Linked DNA regions of Homo sapiens: region 2 is linked to region 1. Evidence: read pairs that join two places in POLR2A ChIA-PET (ENCODE). Cell type or tissue: IMR-90. All regions are shown on one strand. Each heading gives the region's core, and the rest is flanking DNA. Links, peaks and the distances in the headings are about the cores only.

Evidence for each region. ChIA-PET counts read pairs that join two places held together with the same protein. Peaks named below come from ENCODE experiments on the same cell type or tissue, not always from the same donor. Only the 100,000 strongest peaks of a DNase experiment are listed, where the experiment ranks them.
Region 2: POLR2A ChIA-PET joins it to region 1 with 6 read pairs; 7 of 35 experiments call an interaction of 5 or more read pairs at or near these places.

The regions. Positions count from the first base shown.
Region 1 is chr19:15,133,345-15,143,280 of GRCh38, forward strand. It overlaps the pseudogene OR10B1P. Among named protein-coding and RNA genes, the nearest start is that of HACL2, 13 kb to the left of the region's middle. In IMR-90, for the core only: no CTCF peak of the experiment used is centred there; DNase peaks (open chromatin) are centred at 3,087, 3,357 and 4,637; H3K27ac peaks cover 1,868 bases.
Region 2 is chr19:15,212,968-15,222,903 of GRCh38, forward strand. No RefSeq gene overlaps it. Among named protein-coding and RNA genes, the nearest start is that of EPHX3, 15 kb to the right of the region's middle. RefSeq lists an enhancer at 9,543-9,936. In IMR-90, for the core only: no CTCF peak of the experiment used is centred there; no DNase peak of the experiment used is centred there.

The DNA of each region.
Region 1 (9,936 bases), core at 1,917-6,916:
AGATATAACTTCTATCCAGGTTAAACTACTCTATTTTAGGTTCTCGTTGTTACAGCAGCTCATACTGTACAATAATTTAAAAGTTAGCACCAAGAGTGGGGTTTTGCCCTAATAAGTACCAGATGTGGGGTTTTGCCCTACTAAGAACCAGAACTGGGGTTCTGCTGTAGTAAAAACCTGAACTGTAAGGCATTAACTTGACCATCAGACAGCAGGTCATGAAGACACAGATACAAGGTGAGGATCTGGTGATCTATGTTACATTATGGCAGACCACTAGGTAAAACTGTGATGTCTTGAATGACAGAGCAGGCACCGATGGAGTCTCCAAGCTTTGGAGATGTCATTGGAAGAACCCAGACTATTTGTGTGTGTGTGTGTGTGTGTGTGTGTGTGTGTGTGTGTGTGTGTGTGTTGACTACTTCTGGCTACTATTAATAAAGAGAGAGATATGTACTGTAGAAGTGGAGATGGAAAGGAATAGAATTGTATCAGTGAGGCCGGGTGTGGTGCCTCACGCCTGTAATCCCAGCACTTTGGGACGCCAAGGTGGGCGGATTGCCTGAGCTCAGGAGTTCGAGACCAGCCTAGGAAACACTGTGAAACACTGTCTCTACTAAAATACAAAAAATTAGCCAGGCATGGCAGTGGGCGCCTGTAGTGCCAGCTACTCAGGAGGCTGAGGCAGGAGAATCGCTTGAACCTGGGAGGCGGAAGTTGCAGTGAGCTGAGATCGCGCCACTGCACTCCAGCCTGAGCGAGAGAGCGAGACTCTGTCTCCAAAAAAAAAAAAAAAAAAAAAAGAATTATATCAAGGGAGGCTCTTTCTCCATGCAGGCTACAGTTGAAATGAACTGACGGTGGTGATTCAGGGCCTCACAGGGCTTCAAAGCAAAACACCTCCTGCACCCATAAAATGAAGCATCCATGCAAGATGGCTCTGATGAGGCAACGGGTTCTCAGCAGCTTCCCACTTGGAAGTCTCTTCTAGACTGTGAGAGTCAGCCCAGGAGCAAGAGTACTGCCTCCCCTCTCAACTCTGCCTTTCAAAAAGCTAAGAGTAGCTGTCACTAACATGAGAGAATATCCCCGGGCGCGGTGGCTCATGCCTGTAATCCCAGCACTTTGGGAGGCCGAAGCGGGCGGATCACGAGGTCAGGAGATCGAGACCATCCTGGCCAACATGTTGAAACCCCGTCTCTACTAAAAATACAAAAATTAGCTGGGTGTGGTGGCACGTGCCTGTAATCCTAGCTACTCGGGAGGCTGAGGCAAGAGAATGGCTTGAACCTGGGTGGTGAAGGTTGCGGTGAGCCGAGATCATGCCATTGCACTCCAGCCTGGGCAACAAAAGCGAAACTCCATCTCAAAAAAAAAAAAAAAAAAAGAAAGAAAGAAAATAAAAAAAGATAAGAGAGTACCAAGGTCCAGGCATAGAGGCTAGGAAATAAAGGAGGACAGAGTTAAGGTTTAAGAACTATGCCAGAGAAGATATTGATAATTGGCTCTCGCTCCTTGCATATGGGCCTGCCTGGAGACAAGAGGATGGAAAGTCTACTAAATTTTTGAGATCTGCATTGTCAAAGAAACTATATAAGTCTGGACTGCTTTGGCACAGTCTTTTGACTGTGATTATTTGACATTAAAAAGAAAATCTTGGTGGGGAGCAATGGCTCATGCCTGTAATCCTAGCACTTTGGGAGGCTGAGGCGGGTGGATTACTTGAGATCAGGAGTTCAAGACCAGCCTGGCCGAGTAGTGAAAACCCATCTCTGCTAAAAATACAAAAACTAGCCTGGCGTGATGGCGCATGCCTATAATCCCAGCTACTTGGGAGGCTGAGGCAGGAGAATCACTTGAACCCGGAAGGCAGAGATTGCGGTGAGCCACGATTGTGCCCCTGCACTCCAGCCTGGGTTACAGATGGAGACTCCATCTCAGAAAAATAAAATAAAATAAAATAAAATAAAATAAAAAAATCTTGGCCAGGAGCAATGGCTCATGCCTGTAATCCCAGCACTTTGGGAAGCCAAGGCAGGGGAATCAATTGAGCCCAGGAGTTTGAGAACTGGCCTAGGCAAAAAAGTGAGACCCAATCTCTGCAAAAAATTAAAAAAATTAGCCGAGCATGGGGTTGCATGCCTGTGGTCCCAGATACATGGGAGGCAGAGGTAGGAGGATCCCTTGAGCCCACAAGGTTGAGGCTGCAGTGAGCCATATTCACATCACTGCAGTCCAGCCTAAGTGACAGAGAAAGACCCTGTCTCAAAAAAAAATCTGTATCATGAACCCCCTCAAAATTGTACCAGCAAGAAACGAGAAAACTTCAGAAATGGCTTTGGGGCATAGAAGACAATGAAGGGCCCCACTAGCGGGCAAAACCAAGGACCATGGAGGACAATGGACAAACAACTTACTCTCTGGCAAGGCTGCCCTTCAAGGAGTCTTCACAATTTCTGCCTGATAAAATTTGCATTTGTTTTGTTTTGTTTTTTACAGACTGGGTCTTTCTCTGTCGCCCAGGCTGGAGTACAGTGGCACGATCATAGCTCACTGCAGTCTCAATCTCCTGGGCCCAAGCAATCCTCCCATCTCAGCCTTCTGAGTAGCTGGGACCACAGGCACATGCCACCACACCCAGATAATGTTTTGTTTTTTTGTAGAGATGGGGTCTCACTATGTTGCCCAGGCTGGTCTCAAACTCGTGGCCTCAAGCAATCCTCCAACCTCGGTTTCCCAGAGTGCTGGGATTACAAGCATGAACCACTGCACACCTAGTTAATTTCTGCATAATGAAAATTTCATATTGCGGTTCATTGACTTTTGTGTGTTTCCCACGCTTCCATTGAAGTGGAGGTTTTTTATTGTTTGGGAAATTGGGGGCAGAGGTGTTTGTTTGTTTGTTTGTTTGTTTGTTTGACTATGGTTTTACCACTTATACTGCATGTAGACTAGAGGGAGCTTTTTAAGTTTGTAGGCCACCAGACCATGAGAAACCATACCAGAGCTCAATGGAGGAATGTTATATTTCAAACCAGACCAGCGAGTGGATGAGTCATTAGGCTATGTCTCTTGGATAGGGATGGTCTGTGTATGAGAAGAAGGAGGTGCATGTACACTGTATGCAGTGGCACCAGTTCATCTAGCTCTGCCTGTTTAGGGAGGTGATTTAGATATTTCAGAACCAAGATATCTACAAGACAAATAAACTCTTCTCTTGCCAACTCAATGTTGCTAACTGGCTGCATTTCATTGCATATCTCTTTTAACTTAATTTCTATTTTTAATTGTGGCAAAATACACACAACATAAACACTACCAGTAGAGTCATTTTTAAGTCTACAGCTCAATGGCATTACGTACATTCACACTGTTGTGTAACCATGACCACCACTCATTATCAGGACTTTTCCATCTTGCAAAAGTGAAACTCCATACCCATTAAACACTCACTCTCCATTCTCATCTCCCTTAGGCCATGACAGCTAGTGTTCTACTTTCTGTCTCTATGAATTTGAATGCTCTGGGTACCTCACAGAAGTTGAATTATCTGGGTACCTCATAGAAGTAGAATTATACAGTACTTCTTATTTTGTTATTGGCTTATCTCACTTAGCATACTATCCTCCAGGCTCATCCATGTTGTGTCAGAATTTCCTTCTTCTTAAGAATGAATAATATTCTGTTGTATGGTGGTATGTGCTATACCATGTTTTGTTTATTCATCCATCCACTGAAGGGCACTTGTGTTGCTTCCAACTTTTTTGGCTATTGTGAATAATGTTGCTCTGAATATGGGTGTGCAAATATCTCTTCAAGATCTTGCTTTCAGGCTTTTTGGATTACACCCAGAAGTAGAATTGCTAGATCATATGCTGAATCTATTTTTAACTTTTTGAGGAACCACCTGTATTAGTCTGTTCTCACACTATTAATAAAGATATACCTGAGACTGGGAAGAAAAAGAGCATTAATTGGACTTACAGTTCCAATGGCTTGGGGAGGTCTCAGAATCACGACAGGAGGCAAAAGGCACTTCTTACATGGCAGCGGCAAGAGAAAATGAGGAAGACACAAAAGTAGAAACCCCTGATAAAACCCCGTTTTTACTAAAAATACAAAAATTATCTAGGTGTGGTGGCACACACCTGTAATCCCAGCTACTCGGGAGGCTGAGGCAGGAGAATCACTTGAACCAGGAGGTGGCGGTTGCAGTGAGCTGAGATTGCGGCACTGCACTCTAGCATGAGTGACAGAGTGAGACTCCATTAAAAAAAAAAAACCCACACAGGTTTAGAATCTCAAAGTGTCTATAGATCAGGAATCTTAGTTGGGGCACAGCTACTCACAGGCTGCAATCAAAAGGTTGGCCAGAGCTGCGGTCTTATCTGAAGGCACAAGTGAGTAAGGACCCTTTTTCTAGTTTATTTATGTGGTTTTAGCATGAATTCAGTTACTTGAAAACTGTTGGACTAAGGGCCACTGTTGCTCACTGGATGTTGGCTGTAGGCTACACTCAGTTTCTTGCCTCTCCAAATAGGCTGTTGGCTTCATCAAAGCCAGCAAGAGAGAGATTTTGCTGCCAAGAAGGATGCCAGGATCTTTGTAACACAATCATGGAAATGGCATCCACTCAACATTTTGATATTCTATTGGTCAGAAGCAAGTTACTCAAGAGGAGGAAATTATATGAGGTCATGAGTACCAGGAGGTGGGATCACTGGGAGCCATCTTAGAGGTTCCCTGCCATACTGTCTCCTCTTCTGTATTTTAGGGCTCCAGTGCCTGACCACTTGCTTCCCCAACTTCTAGCAACACCTTCTCCCCTTCTAGTACTAGAAAGGCATTCTCCTCCCATCATATCCTTATAGTAAGCTTTACCCTCTCTTGCCATGTGACCATGATGACAGAATCATTTCAGCGGAACGTGATTTATGGGAAAGTGGCAAGGATTTCAACAAACACATCTGTTTAGGCTGGGTGCAGTGGCACACCCCTGTAATCCCAGTGCTTTGGGAGGCCAAGGCAGGAGAATTACTTGAGCCCAAGAGTTCCAGATCAGCCTGGGCAACATAGTGAGATGCCATCTCTTTTTTAAAAAAAATTATCCAGGTGTTGTGTTGTGTGCCTGTAGTCCCAACTAACTACCCAGGAAGCTGAAGCAGGAGGAGTCCTTCAACCCAGAAGTTTGAAGCTGCAGCAAGCTATGAATGCACCACTGTACTCCAGCCTGGGTGACAGAGTGAGACGCTGTCTCTTAAAAAAAAAAAAAATCTGTTTAGAATTTTCAAAATAGTATCCTTGTGAGTCATATAATCATGTATATGTTTAAATACACAGAATGAGCAGCAGAAATGGAAAACAGAGATGCAAGGAGAAGCATTGAAAAGGCAAGGCACAGATGTCTACATGAAAAGTTAGAGTTATATGAGATAATGACTCAGTTTCCCCAGCATGATCAGAAGAGTATTGATGGGGAGAGTTTCCCTTAGGCCTGGCCTATTTTATTCTTAGGCAATTCTACTTGTAAGTGTATCAACTGGATTCAACAGGAAATGGAAGACACATTGCTTCTGGGTAATTTAGGGGAAGTTTTTCAAAGGGTCTGTTTGTAATGATGTGGGCAAAGTTAAGGGCTGGTGTGGCATCCCAGAGCTAGCAACACTGGGGAGCTGTTAACACTTATTAATGCCTGATGGTGCAAGGAAGAGAATGCTTACAGATGACCAGAAAAAGTGGCTGTGTGGAAGGGCCTATGGCCCCTAATAAAGAGAGCAGCCAACTACAGCAACCAAGCATCTGGTATCTCTATAGTCTCCCTGACATTTCTTTCCTTCTGACCTCCATCTCCTGACAATGCCTCCAATTGGCCAAACCCAACCAGAAACCAGAGGGTGCCAAGCCCATCAGTGTGGTCCATATAGGTTGGTCTCCCGAGACAACAAGCAAAGTAGACATTTTGGGACAAATAGAAAACACAGCACATAAAGCACAGCCCATATCATATTTTCTTGGAGAATTTTATGGTGTCAGCTTCATCACCTGTGTTCAGCAAACTTCCCTTTTCCTAATTCCACAAAGTATAAAGGTAGGTTATTGATTTAGGATCTTTCTTCTTTTTCAATGTAAGCATTCGCAGCTATGAATTGCCCTCTGAGCCCTGCTTTTGCTGCATCCTATAAGTTTTAGTGTGTTTTGTTTTCATTTTCATTCATCTCAATGTACTTTCCAATCTAACATAATTTCTTCTTTGACCTCCTGGTTAAGAGCATGTTGCTTAATGTCTGCATACTTGTAAAGTTTTCTTCTGTCACTGATTTCTTACTTTATTCCATTGTAGTCAAAGATACTTTGGATTATTTCAATCCAACACCAGCATCTAATTAAACAAAAGTTAATTACTAAAGCACAGTGAGACACCACTTTACATCTATTAGGATTGATATGATTTTTAAAAACACAAAATAGGCCAGGCACGGTGGTTCACGCCTATAATCCCAGCACTTTGGGAGGCCAAGATGGCCAGATCATGAGGTCAGGAGTTCGAGATGATCCTGGCCAACACAGTGAAACCCCGTCTCTACTAAAAATACAAAAATTAGCCGGGCATGGTGGCACGTGCCTGTAGTCTTGCTACTCAGGAGGCTGAGGCAGGAGAATCATTTGAGGTGGACCCTGCAGTGAGCCAAGATTGCACCACTGCACTCCAGCCTGGGCAACAAAGCGACACTCTGTCTCAAAGAAAAAAAACATTAAAAAAAACCTACTTCTTAGTGTGACAAAATAAAAGAATGCTGAGGACGGTGTCAGTCCAGATCAATGCTACTAGACACAACCTTCCACAGCCCACCCTCAAGGGGCTGCCTTAATGGCATCCTCCACTGGTGCACATCAGACACTGCAGACCACCGTGCATCGCAGCCAAGTCCAGGAAATGAAGACGAAAGAAAAAGCATCCATTCCTGAGCTTATGCCAAGTCTCAGGCACTATTAGTTGACAAAGCCTATCTCATTTAAGGCATGGGAGTGAACCCTGTTTACCAGATGGGACAACTGAGTCTGTGGAGGTACACATGCTAATAAAAACCCTAGAGTGGCTGGGCTCAGTGGCTCACATCTGTAATCCCAGCATTTAGGGAAGCCAAGACAGGAGGCTTACTTGGGGCCAAGAGTCTGAGATCAGCCTGGGCAACAGAGTGAGACCCTATCTGTACAAAATCAGAATTTTAAAAATTAATTGGGCACGGTGGTGAACACCTGTAGTCCCAGCCATGTGGGAGGCTGAGGAGGGAGGATCACTTAAGCCCAGGAGTTGGAGGCTGCAGTCAGTCATCATTGCACCACTGCACTCCAGCCTTGGCAACAGAGCAAGACCCTGTCTCCGAAAGGAAAAAAAAAAACAAAAAACTAAAATAGCCTGAAACGTAGAGCAGGTTTTTGTTTGTTTGTTTGTTTCTGTTTTGTTTTGAGATGGAGTTTCGCTCTTGTCTCCCAGGCTGGAGTGCAATGGGGTGATCTCGGCTCACTGCAACCTCCACCTCCTGAGTTCAAGCAATTCTCCTGCCTCAGCCTCCGCAGTAGCTGGAATTGCAGGCCTGCATCATCACGCCCGGCTAATTTTTGTATTTTTATCAGAGACGGTGTTTCACCACATTTGCCAGGTTGGTCTCCAACTCCTGACCTCAGGTAATCTGCCCGCCTTGGCCTCCCAAAGTGCTGGGATTACAGGTGTGAGCCACCGTGCCCAGCCAAGCAGATTCTTATTTAAAAACCCCACGGCTCCACGCCAGGGTCCTCCTCAGAGCCACTCTCACCTCCTTGTTCCACAGAGTGCACACCACAGGGTTCAGCAGTGGCATCACCACCGTGTAGAACACAGCCACCAAGCGGTCCTGGTCGGGGTTGGCCCCGGACTCCGGACGCAAGTAGATGATGGAGGCGCAGTCAAAATGTACTACGACCACGGTGACGTGGGCCACACAGGTGGAGAAGGCCTTGCGCCGGCCGGCTGCCAAGGAAATCCTCACGATGGCAGCCACGATGAAGGCATAGGAGAAGAGGATCGGGACGAAGGACATCAGCACCACCAGGACGCTCAGGAAAAAGATGCCCAGCGCCTTGCTGGCACTCTTGGCGCAGCTGAGCTTCAGCACCGGGGCGATGTCACAGAAGAAGTGCTCCACGTGGTCTCCGCCGCAAAAGGGCGATGAGAAGATCATGCTGGTCTCGATCAAGGCCACCGAGAACCCAGAGCAGAAAACCAGGGCTCCCAGGCAGAGGCAAACGGTGGGTCTCATGACCATAGAGTAGCGCAGGGGGTGGCAGATGGCCACATAGCGGTCATAACCCATCAGGGTAAGGAGGAAGCAGTGGCTGCATCCCAGACCCAGGAAGAAAAACATCTGAGCCTGACAGCCAGGGATGGAGATGGCCTGGTCTCCATCAGCAGATGAGCCAGCATGCTGGGGATGGTGACCAGCGTGTATAGCAGGTCTCCGAGAGGGACAGCACCACCAGGAAGTGGTACATGGGAGTGTGGCGGGACCTATCCGCATGGGTGATGGTGATGATGGTGACGTTGCCACCGAGGGTGACCAGGTAGGTAAGGAAGAACAGGGTGAAGAGTGTGTTCCTCAGGTGTGGGAGGTTGGAGAATCCCATCATCAGGAATTCTGTCACCAGACAGGTCCCATTTTCCTGCTGCTTGTAAAGAGACAGAGAGGAGGCAACAGAATAGGTAAAATAGAGTGATTAATAAGGGTCTGCGATGCATCAGGTAGCAGTGTGGAAAGAAAATCATTTCTGGCCAGGCACGGTGGCACACGCCTGTAATCCCAGCACTTTGGGAGGCCAAGGCGGGTGGATCACCCGAGGTCAGGAGTTCGAGACCAGCCTGGCCAACATGGCGGAACCCCGTCTCTACTAAAAATACAAAAAATGTAGCTGGGCGTATTGGTATGCATCTGTAATCCCAGCTACTTGGGAGGTTGAGGCGGGAGAATCACTCGAACCCAGGAGGCGGAGGTTGTAGTGAGCTGAGATCACGCCACTGCACTCCAGCCTGGGGGACTGAGTGAAACTCCATCTCAGAAAAATAATAATAATAATTCCTGTTTTGCAAAAACTGAAAGGGGTACTCAGAAACAATAAGCCCTTTGTTTTCCTAAGAGTCACACAACTAGCAAGTGACTCTTCCACAGATAAGAAAATCAGAGGAATGTATGAGAAAATGATATTTGGTGTGTGGAAGGAAGATGGTAAGTTTGAATTTCTCTAGAAACAGATGCTTGATAAGAATTCAAGAGAAATATTTTATATAAAAGATGATTTCAAGTGACATACATAGGGAAGTAGGACGTGAAACAAGGAAGGTAGATAACCAATACAATGTACATCACCAAGGAAGGTACTGCCGTGGGCCACTGGAATTTAATCTTATGTGCAGAACCGTGGGACGTGTCCAGGAATATACACTTCTATGTTTTTTTACCCAAGGTATGAGGGAGCTTGGGGATATATCCACTCAGTCCCATTAGCCACTGATTGAAGATTTCTCTCAGGAGGCATTAAAGTGCCAGCACATGCCGCTTGCCATGTGTACAGAAAATTCAAAGTCTGGCTCAGCAAGAAAAATAGGAGCAACGGGGATGTAGGTGAGAATTTTACAGGGTCTGCTATAGTCCATGTGAAAAAGAATATCTGGCCAGACACAGTGGCTCACGCTTGTAATCCCAACACTTTGGGAAGCCAAGGCAGGTGGATCACTTGAGGCCAGAAGTTCGAGACCAGCCCAACCAACATGGTAAAACCCTGTCTCTACTAAAAATACAAAAATTAGCCAGGTGTGGTTGTGTGCACCTGTAATCCCAGCTACTCAGCAGGCGGAGGCAAGAGTATTGCTTAAACCCAGGAGGTGGAGGTTGCAGTGAGCCAGGA
Region 2 (9,936 bases), core at 3,261-8,260, 81 kb after region 1:
GGGGGAATACAGACTAAAAGAAGAAAGACCCGGCCAGGAGCGGTGGCTCATGCCTGTAATCCCAGCACTTGGGGAGGCTGAGACGTGCGGATCACTTGAGGTCAGGAGTTCGAGACCAGCCTGGCCAATATGGTGAAACCCCATCTCTACTAAAAATACAAAAATTAGTCAGGCTTGGTGGCAGACGCCTGTAATCCCAGCTACTTGGGAGGCTGAGGCAGGAGAATCACTTGAGGCAGGAGAATCATCCCTGCAACCCAGGAGGCAGAGGTTGCAGTGAGCCGAGATCGCACCACTGCACTCCAGCCTGGGCAACAGAGCAAGACTCTATCTCAAGAAAAAAAGAAAAAGACCCCGCCGGGTGCAGTGGCTCAAGCCTGTAATCCCAGCACTTTGGGAGGCCGAGGTGGGCGGATCACAAGGTCAGGAGATTGAGACCATCCTGGTTAACATGGTGAAACCCCGACTCTACTAAAAATACAAAAGAAATTAGCCGGGTGTGGTGACGGGCGCCTGTAGTCTCAGCTACTTGGGAGGCTGAGGCAGGAGAATGGCGTGAACCTGGGAGGTGGAGCTTGCAGTGAGCAGAGATTGTGCCACTGCACTCCAGCCTGGGAGACAGAGCGAGACTCCATCTCAAAAAAAAAAAAAAAAGAAGAAGAAGAAAGACCCATCTACAAAGCACCCGCTCAGCCGAAGATGGGGTCTCAGCTGCGGGTTCCTGCCACTGCCCTCCAGCCACGGTGGTGGGACCCACCCAAGGTGTCCAGATCCCTAGGGGACTGGGCAGTCGGAGCAACCCTTCCCATGGCCTTGCAGCTGCGGCCGCACAGTTCCCAACATGGTGGGGGTGGGCTTGAGCCCCCTCCCCGGCCCCTGCTGGCTGCCTTGGCTGGGGACTGCATTTCTCCTCCATGAGCTCAGTCCCTGGGGACGCGGGACCTGGGGCCAGGCCAAGACACAGCTGCCGGCCCGCTGACCGGGAACCTGAGAATGTGCCCTTGGCTTCTCCTCTTGGGACTACAGTCCCGCCCTCTGCGCGGAAGCTGGGGCCAGGTTCTCGAGCCAGGCAGTGGGCTGTGGGAGCCTAGTGAGAACCAGCAGGAGTGAGGGCAATTGAGTGTGGGCCTTCGGCAAGTGTGGGGAGGCTGGACCCAGCCATGTCCCCTGGACACTGCTTCCCTGGGACACTCCGATGCTTGAAACTTCCATGGCTCCCCATTGCCTGAAGTGACACAATTCCTCCCCACCTCATCAGCTTCATCTCCCTGCCTCTCAGCCTTGTCAGCCTTTGCATGCAGAGTTCCCACTGGTAGGAAAATGCTTCTCATACTACAAAGGCTCCTTTCCCCTGGCTGCTCACTCTGAACCTCCAGCTCTTCTCACCTTCATTCAGTCATTCAACAAACATTTACTGGACACCTACTTGGTGCCAGGCCTTATTGTAGACAGAGGTGACCCAAGACAGAGCCAGTTCCTGCCCTGAGAAGGGAAGCAGACAAGAAACAAATAGGCAAACAAGAACCATCAAGGTTGAGTGCAGTGGCTCACGCCTGTAATCCCAGCACTTTGGGAGGCCAAGGAAGGAGGATCACTTGAGTCCAGGAGTTCAGAACCAGCCTGGTCAACATAGCGAGACCCCACCTGTCTCTTCAGAAGAAAAAAAAAAATTTTTTTTTGAGATAGAGTCTCGCTCTGTCACTAGGCTAGAGTGCAGTGGCACCATCTCCACTCACTGCAACCTCCACCTCCCGGATCCAAGTGATTCTCCTGCCTCAGCCTCCTGAGTAGCTGGGATTACAGGCATGCGCCACCACGTCTGGCTAGTTTTTTTTTTTTTTGTATTTTTAGTAGAGACAGGGTTTCACCATGTTGGTCACGCTGGTCTCGAACTCCTGAGCTCGTGATCCACCTGCCTCGGCCTCCCAAACTGCTGGGATTACAGGCATGAGCCACCATGCCTGGCCTAAGAAAATTTTTTAAATTAGCCAGGCATAGGTGGTGCATGCCTGTAGACCCATCTACTCCCGAGGCTAAGGCAGGAGGATCACTTGAGCCCAGAGTTTGAGGCTGCAGAGAGCTATGATTGTGCCATTGCACTTCAGCCTGGGCAAAAGAGCAAGACCCTGTCTTAAAAAAATAATAATAAAGAGGCTGGGTGTGATGGCTCATGCCTGTAATCCCAGCACTTTGGGAGGCTGAGTTGGGTGGATCACCTGAGGTCAGGAATTCGAGACCAGTCTGGGTCAACATGGTGAAACCTCATCTCTACTAAAAATACAAAAATTAGCCGAGCACGGTGGCAGGTGCCTGTAATCCCAGCTACTCAGGAGGCTGAGGCAGGAGAATTGCTTGAACCCGGGAGGCGGAGGTTGTCATGAGCTGAGATTGCACCACTGCACTCCAGCCTGGGTGACGGAGGGAGATTCCATCTCAAAAAAAAAAAAAGAAAGAAAAAAGAAAAGAAACCAAAACAGAGCCATTGAGACAAGATGGTTAAATGTGAGGGAGAGAGGGGGAAGTCACCTAAAGAAGGAGAGGAGCCAGCGAGGCAAACATCCAGGGCTAGGGTGTTCCAGACAGAGTGAACAGCAAGTGCAAAGGCCCAGAGGAGGAAGGAGAGGGTGGACGAGAGGAACAGCGAGGAAGCCTGGGTGCCTGGTGCTGAATGAGCAAAGGTGAGGAGGTCAGGGAAGCAGGTGGGGCTGACTCCCAAGGGGCCAGAGGGTCTGGGATTCTAGCCCAAGCACAGTGAAGCCACTGGAGGGTTTTAGCACAAGAAGCTGATCTGATTTAGTTTGCAAACAATCACTTTGGGTTTTTTTGGTTTTTTGGAGACAGAGTCTCACTCTGTCGCCCAGGCTGTAGTGCAGTGGTATGATCTCACCTCACTGCAACCTCTGCCTCCGGGTTCAAGTGATTCTCGTGCCTCAGCCTCCCGAGTAGCTGGGACTACAGGTGCACACCGCCATGCCCAGGTAATTTTTTTGTTTCTTTGAGACAGAATTTCACTCTTGTCACCCAGGCTGGAGTGCAATGGCGTGATCTCGACTCACTGCAACCTCCGCCTCCCGGGTTCAAGCTATTCTCCTGCCTCAGCCTCCCAAGTAGCTGGGATTACAGGCATGCACCACCACGCCCAGCTAATTTTGTATTTTTAGTAGAGATAGGGTTTCTCCATGTTGGTCAGGATAGTCTTGAACTCCCGACCTCAGGTGATCCACCCACCTCGGCCTCATAAAGTGCTTGGGATTACAGGCGTGAGCCACTGCACCCGCCATTTTTATTTATTTATTTTTATTTTTTCACGGAGTCTCACTCTGTTGCCCAAGCTGGAGTGCAATGGTGCCATCTCAGCTAACTGCAGCTTCCACCTCCTGGGTTCAAGCAATTCTCATGCCTCAGCCTCCCAAGTAGCTGGAATTACAGGCACCAGCCATCATGCCCAGCTAATTTTTTTATTTTTGTAAAGAACGGGTTTTACCATGTTGGTCGGGCTGGTCTTGGACTTCTGACCTCAGGTGATCGGCCCACCTCTGCCTCTCAAAGTGTTGGGATTACAGGCGTGAGTCACCGCCTCAGCCTTTTTTTTGTTTGTTTTTTTGGAGTTAGAGACAGGTTCTCTCTTTGTCACCCAGGTGGAGTGCAGTGGTGCAATTGTAGCTCACTGTAACCTCAAACTCCTGGGCTCAAGCGATCCTCCCCTCAGCCTCCTAAGAAGCTAGGACCTACAGACATGCACCACCATGCCCGGCTAATTTTTTTTTCTTTGTCTTTTTTTTTTTTTTTTTTTTTTTTTGAGACGGATTCTCGCTGTCGCCAGGCTGGAGTGCAGTGGCATGATCTCAGCTCACTGCAACCTCCGCCTCTCAGGTTCAAGCGATTCTCCTGCCTCAGCCTCCCCAGTAGCTGGGACTACAGATGCGTGCCACCACGCTTAGCTAATTTTTGTATTTTTAGTAGAGACGGGGTTTCACCATATTGGCCAGGATGGTCTTGATCTCTCGACCTCGTGATCTGCCCGCCTTGGCCTCCCAAAGTGCTGGGATTACAGGCGTGAGCCACTGCGCCCACCCTTTTTTTTTTTTTTTTTTTTCCTGTAGAGATACAGTCTTGAACTCTTGGCCTCAAGCAATCTTCCTGCCTCAGCCTCCTGAAGTGCGGGAATTACAGGCATGAGCCACCATGCCCAGCCTGGAATTCACTTCGATGGAGCGTCTGCAGCTCTGTGGCTCTGGGAAAGGGTAGAAGGGAGGCCATTCTCAACCCCTTCTGGGGGTGCTGGTTTCCCCACCCCAGAAGCTTCCATTGGGTCTGACGCCCTGTTCTCTGTCCTGTCTTCTCAGGCCCTGGGCTCCGGACCACAGCAACCTTCCATGCCCATGGCCTCACCCTGGATCTTATCTCCTCTTGCTCACCTCTGAACTGTGATATTCTGATGTCCCCTAACTCAGTGGCCTCCAACCTCTTTGGCACCAGGGACTGGTTTTGTGAAAGACAATTTTTCCACGGACCGGGGTAGGGGGTGGTTTCGGGATGATTCACGTGCATTACTTTTTTTATTTTTTACTTTTTTGAGGCGGAGTTTCGCTCTTGTTGCTCAGGCTGGAGTGCAGTGGCGTGATCTCGGCTCACCGCAACCTCCGACTCCCGGGTTCAAGCGATTATCCTGCCTCAGCCTGCCGAGTAGCTGGGATTACAGGCATGTGCCACCATGCCTGGCTAATTTTGTATTTTTAGTAGAGATGAGGTTTCTCCATGTTGGTCGGGCTGGTCTCAAACTCCTGACCTCAGGTTATCCTCCCACCTCGGCCTCCCAAAGTGCTGAGATTACAGGTGTGAGCCACCGTGCCTGGACACTGGACACTTTCTTTTTTTCTTTCTTTCTTTTTTTTTTTGAGATGGAGTCTCACTTTGTTGCCCAGGCTGAAGGGTAGTGGCACAATCTCGGCTGACTGCAACATCTGCCTCCCGAGTTCAAGCATTTCTCCTGCCTCAGCCTCCCGAGTAGCTGGGATTATATATGTGCACCACCACACCCAGCTAATTTTTGTATTTTTAGTAGAGACAGAGTTTCACCATGTTGGCCAGGCTGGTCTTGAGCCCCTGACCTCAGGTGATTCGCCCGCCTTGGCCTCCCAAAGTGCTGGGATTAGAGGCGTAAGCCACCGTGCTCGGCCTACATTTTAATTTTTATTTATGTATTTGAGACAGAGTCTCGCTCTGTCACCCAGGCTGGAATGCAGTGGTGTGATCTCGGCTCACTGCAACCTCTGCCTCTTGGGTTCAAGTGATTCTTGTGCCTCAGCCTCCTGATTAGCTGGGATTACAGGTGTGCGCCACTACACCCACCTAGTTTTTGTATTTTCAGTAGACAGGGTTTCATCATGTTGGCCAGGCTGGTCTCTAACACATGGTCTCAAGTGATCCATCCACCTCAGCCTCCCAAAGTTGTGGGATTACAGGCATGAGCCACCGCGACCAGCCTCAAACGCATAAGATTTATTGTGCACTTTATTTCTATTATTATTACATTGTACTATATGATGAAATAATGATACAACCGTAATGTAGCAACAGTGGGAGCCCTGAGCTTGTTTTCCTGCAACTAGACGGTCCCATCTGAGGGTTATGTGAGACAGTGACAGATCATCAGGCATTAGATACTCATAAAGAGCATGCAGTCTAGATCCCTCACATGCGCGGTTCACAGTAGGGTTTGCACTCCTATGAGACTCTAATGCTGCTGCTTATCTGACAGGAGGCAGAGCTCAGGTGGTAATTTGCGGAGGGGGAGGGGCTGTAAATACAGATGGAGCCTCGCTGGCTCTCCCGCCACTCAGCTTCTGCTGTATGGCCCTGTTTCTCTGTGGCCTGAGGTTTGAGGACCCCTGCCCTTACTGCTCCCTGACCCCAGAAGTTTGTCCTCCTTCCTGTAGGGGTGACACTTGTCCCCACTGTCCCAACTACCTTCCCTCCTACTTGAGAGAAGGGGACCTCCTCCCCTAGGCTTTCATTACCTCCTTCCTTAGCCATAGGCTGAAATCTCTTCCATGATGAAGTAAAAATCTGGCCAGGTGCAGTGGCCCACACCTGTAATCCCAGCACTTTGGGAGGCCGAGGAGGGCAGATCACTTGAGGTCAGGAGTTTGAGACCAACCTGGCCAACATGGTGAAACCCTATCTGTACTAAAAATAAAAAAATTGGCCAGGCATGGTGGTTCATGTCTCTAACGTCAGCAATTTGCAAGGCGGGCAGATCGCCTGAGTTCAGGAGTTCGAGAGCAGCCTGGCCAACATGGTGAAACCCCCTCTCAACTAAAAATACAAAAATTAGCCAGGTGTGGTGGCGGGCACCTGTAATCCCAGCTACTAGGGAGGCTGAGGCAGGAGAACCGCTTGAACTCGGGAGGCGGAGGTTGCAGTGAGCCAAGATTGTGCCACTGCACTCCAGCCTGGGTGACAGAGCAAGACTCCGTCTCAATAAACAACAAACAAACAAACAAAAATTAGCTGGAGGTGATAGTGTGAGCCTGTAGTCCCAGCTACGCAGGAGGCTGAAGCAGGAGAACCACTTGAACCCAGGAAGGCAGAGGTTATAGTGAGCTTAGATCTCACCACTGCACTCCAGCCCGGGTGACAGAGTGAGACTCCATCTTACAAAAAATTAAATAGGCAGGGCCTGGTGGCTCACATCTGTAATCCCAGCACTTTGGGAGGCCAAGGTGGGCAGATTGTCTGGTGGCTCACATCTGTAATCCTAGCACTTTGGGAGGCCAAGGTGGGCAGATTGCTGAGCTCAGGAGTTCAAGACCAGCCTGGGCAACGTGGTGAAACCCTGTCTCTACTGAAATACAAAAAATTAGCCGGGCGTGGCAGCGTGAGCCTGTAATCCCAGCTACTCAGGAGGCTGAGGCAGTAGAATCACTTGAACCTGGGAGTTGGAGGTTGCAGTGAGCCGAGATTGTGCCGCTGCACTCCAGCCTGGAAGACAGAGCGAGACTCCATCTCAAAAAAATAAAAAAATACAAGAAATAAATAAATACTAAAGTAAAATCCACAGCAAATGCTCATCCCACATCTGCCCGGCCCCAGCTCTGGTCGCCTCTCCCTGCTTTGCACCTCCCCAGACCCCTGGCTCCACCTCTCCCTTCTCCACTCCACTCTGTGCATTCTACAGATGTTCTTGTCCTCCAGTTTCCGGTGGGTTTGGACAACTGGAGGCACTAGCAGAAGATGTAGGGCGGGCTTGGTGGCTCATGCTTGTAATCCCAGCACTTTGGGAGGCCGAGGTGGGCGGATCACTTGAGGTCAGGAGTTCGAGACCAGCCTGGCCAACATGGTGAAACCCCGTCTCTACTAAAAATACAAAAATTAGCCGGGCGTGGTGGTGGGTGCCTGTAATTCCAGCTACTTGGGAGGCTAAGGCAGGAGAATCACTTGAACCTGGGAGGCAGAGGTTGCAGTGAGCTGAAATCACGTCACTGCACTCCAGCCTGGGCAACAAGAGCGACACCCCATCTCAAAAAAAAAAAAAAGAAGAAAAAGAAAAAGAAAAAAAAAGATGTCAGAGGAAAGTGAATTGGGGACACTAATCCTCCCGGATCCCTCCCTGCGGGGTCGCCTCAACTTGGCTGTGTCCATCATCCACACGACTCTCTCCCTAGGCTCTGCTAACATCCTTCCCCTTGCCCCATCGGGAGCATCCAGAAATGATAAAGGATCTCCAAGGGTGCTTGCCCTGGCTGCCTCAGCAACTCCTGTTGGTTTCCCCAAACTCTGCCCACACCACTGTGTATAGTCCTTGCAGCAAACCTGCCTCAAATTTCCCGGTTTGTAATTTTTTTTTTTTTTAATTTTTAGAGACTGGGTCTCACTGTGTTGCCCAGGCTGGTGTCGAACTCCTAAACTCAAACGATTATCTCTCCTCAGCCTCCCAAAGCTCTGGGATTACAGGAGTGAGCCCGGGTGCCTGACCGCATTACTCTGTTTGAATGTGTTCAGTTGTTTTTCCCCAAGCCTCCAATATTTCCTTGCCCCTCCCTGCTTAACCTCATTCAGAGCAGCCAAGCCCTCTGCCTTCAGTCTCACTCCTGGCTTTCCTCCCTCATAACTTGGAGATTTGTATAGCTCTCACTTGATTATCTCAGAGGTTGTTTTTGTTTTATTTTGTTTTGTTTTGTTTTAGGGTTTTTTGTTTTTTGTTTGAGACAAGGTCTCGCTCTGTCTCCCAGGCTGGAGTGCAGTGGCACGATCTCAGCTCACGGCAACCTCCACCTCCCAGGTTCAAGCAATTCTCAAGCCTCAGTTTCCTGAGTAGCTGGGACTACAGGGACCCGCTACCACGCCCAGCTAAGTGTTTTTTTTTTTTTAAGTAGAGACGGAGTTTCACCATGTTGGCCAGGCTGGTCTTGAACTCTGGCCTCAAGTGATCTGCTCACCTTGGCCTCCCAAAGTGCTGGGATTACACGAGTGAGCCACTACGCCCGGCCTGGGTTTTTGTTTGTTTGTTTTTAAGACACGGTCTTGCTCTGTCTCCAGGCTGGAGTGCAGTGGCATGATCACAGCTCATTGTAGTCTTGACCTCACAAGCTCAAGCGATCCTCCCATCTCAGCCTCCTGAGGAGCTAGGACTACAGGCACACGCCTCCATGCCCAGCAGTTAAATTTTTTTTTTTTTTTTTAAGAGACAAGGGGTCTTGCAATGTTTCCAAGGCTGGTCTCAAAACTCTTGGTCTGCCGTGATCCTCCTTCCTCGGCCTCCCAAAGTGCTGGGATTGAAGGCATGAACCACCACGCTTGTCTCTCAGCAGCTTGTGACGCCAGGAACTACATCCCTATTCCTTGACGCTCCTCCCTCCTCCATTGCTGGGGCATCACTTTTGCCTGGTTCACCTCCTACCTTTTTTTTTTTTTTTTTTTTTGAGATGGAGTCTAGCTCTGTCATCCAGGCTGTAGTGCAGTGGTGTGATCTTGGCTCACTATAACCTCCACCTCCCGGGTTCAAGCGATTCTCCTGCCTCAGCCTCCCGAGTAGCTGGGATTACAGGCGCCCACCACCACGCCTGGCTAATATTTGTATTTTTAGTAGAGACGGGGTTTCGCTGTGCTGGACAGGCTTGTCTCAAACTCCTGACTTCGTGTTCCTCCCGCCTCGGCCTCCCAAAGTGCTGGGATTACAGGTGTGAGCCACTGTGCCTAGACTTTTTTTTTGAGATGGAGTCTCCCTCTCTCGCCCAGGCTGGAGTGCAGTGGCATGATCTTGGCTCACTGCAACCTCTGCCTCCCGGGTTCAAGTGATTCTCCTGCCTCAGCCTCCCGAGTAGCTGGGACTACAGGCATGTGCCACCATGCCCGGCTAATTTTTTGTAATTTTGGTAGAGGTGGGGTTTCACCATGTTAGCCAGGACGGTCTCGATCTCCTGACCTTGTGATCTGCCCGCCTCGGCCTCCCAAAGTGCTGGGATTACAGGCGTGAGCCACCGTGCCTGGCCTCACCTCCTACCTTTGTGGCCTCTCTCCTCTGCCTGTCTCTGAGGTGTTGGGGGTCCTCAGGGTTCAGTCTCCAGTCTTGTTCTCCATTCTGCTCTAGGGAGACTTCACCCTCGCTCCCAGCTTAAGAGCCTCTCTGCCCCACAATACACCGATGCTTGCTGGGCTATTTTTGTCTTTAGCCCATAACATGCTTCTAAGTCCCTACCCCGGGATCCAGCGCCGTCAGACTGAATATATCCCAAACCTGCCTCTGTACCTTCTCAGCGTATCTGCTCCTCTTCCAGTGCCTGGACTTGAGTCTCGTTCTCCACTGCCTGGACCACGCCCATCCTCCTCTGAGGCCTTCCCGTCCTCTGGTCCGGCCTTCTCACCATCCCCCAAGTAACATTCCAGACACACGGATCTGTCCGAGACCCTCCCCTGCTGGCATGTGAAGCCTTT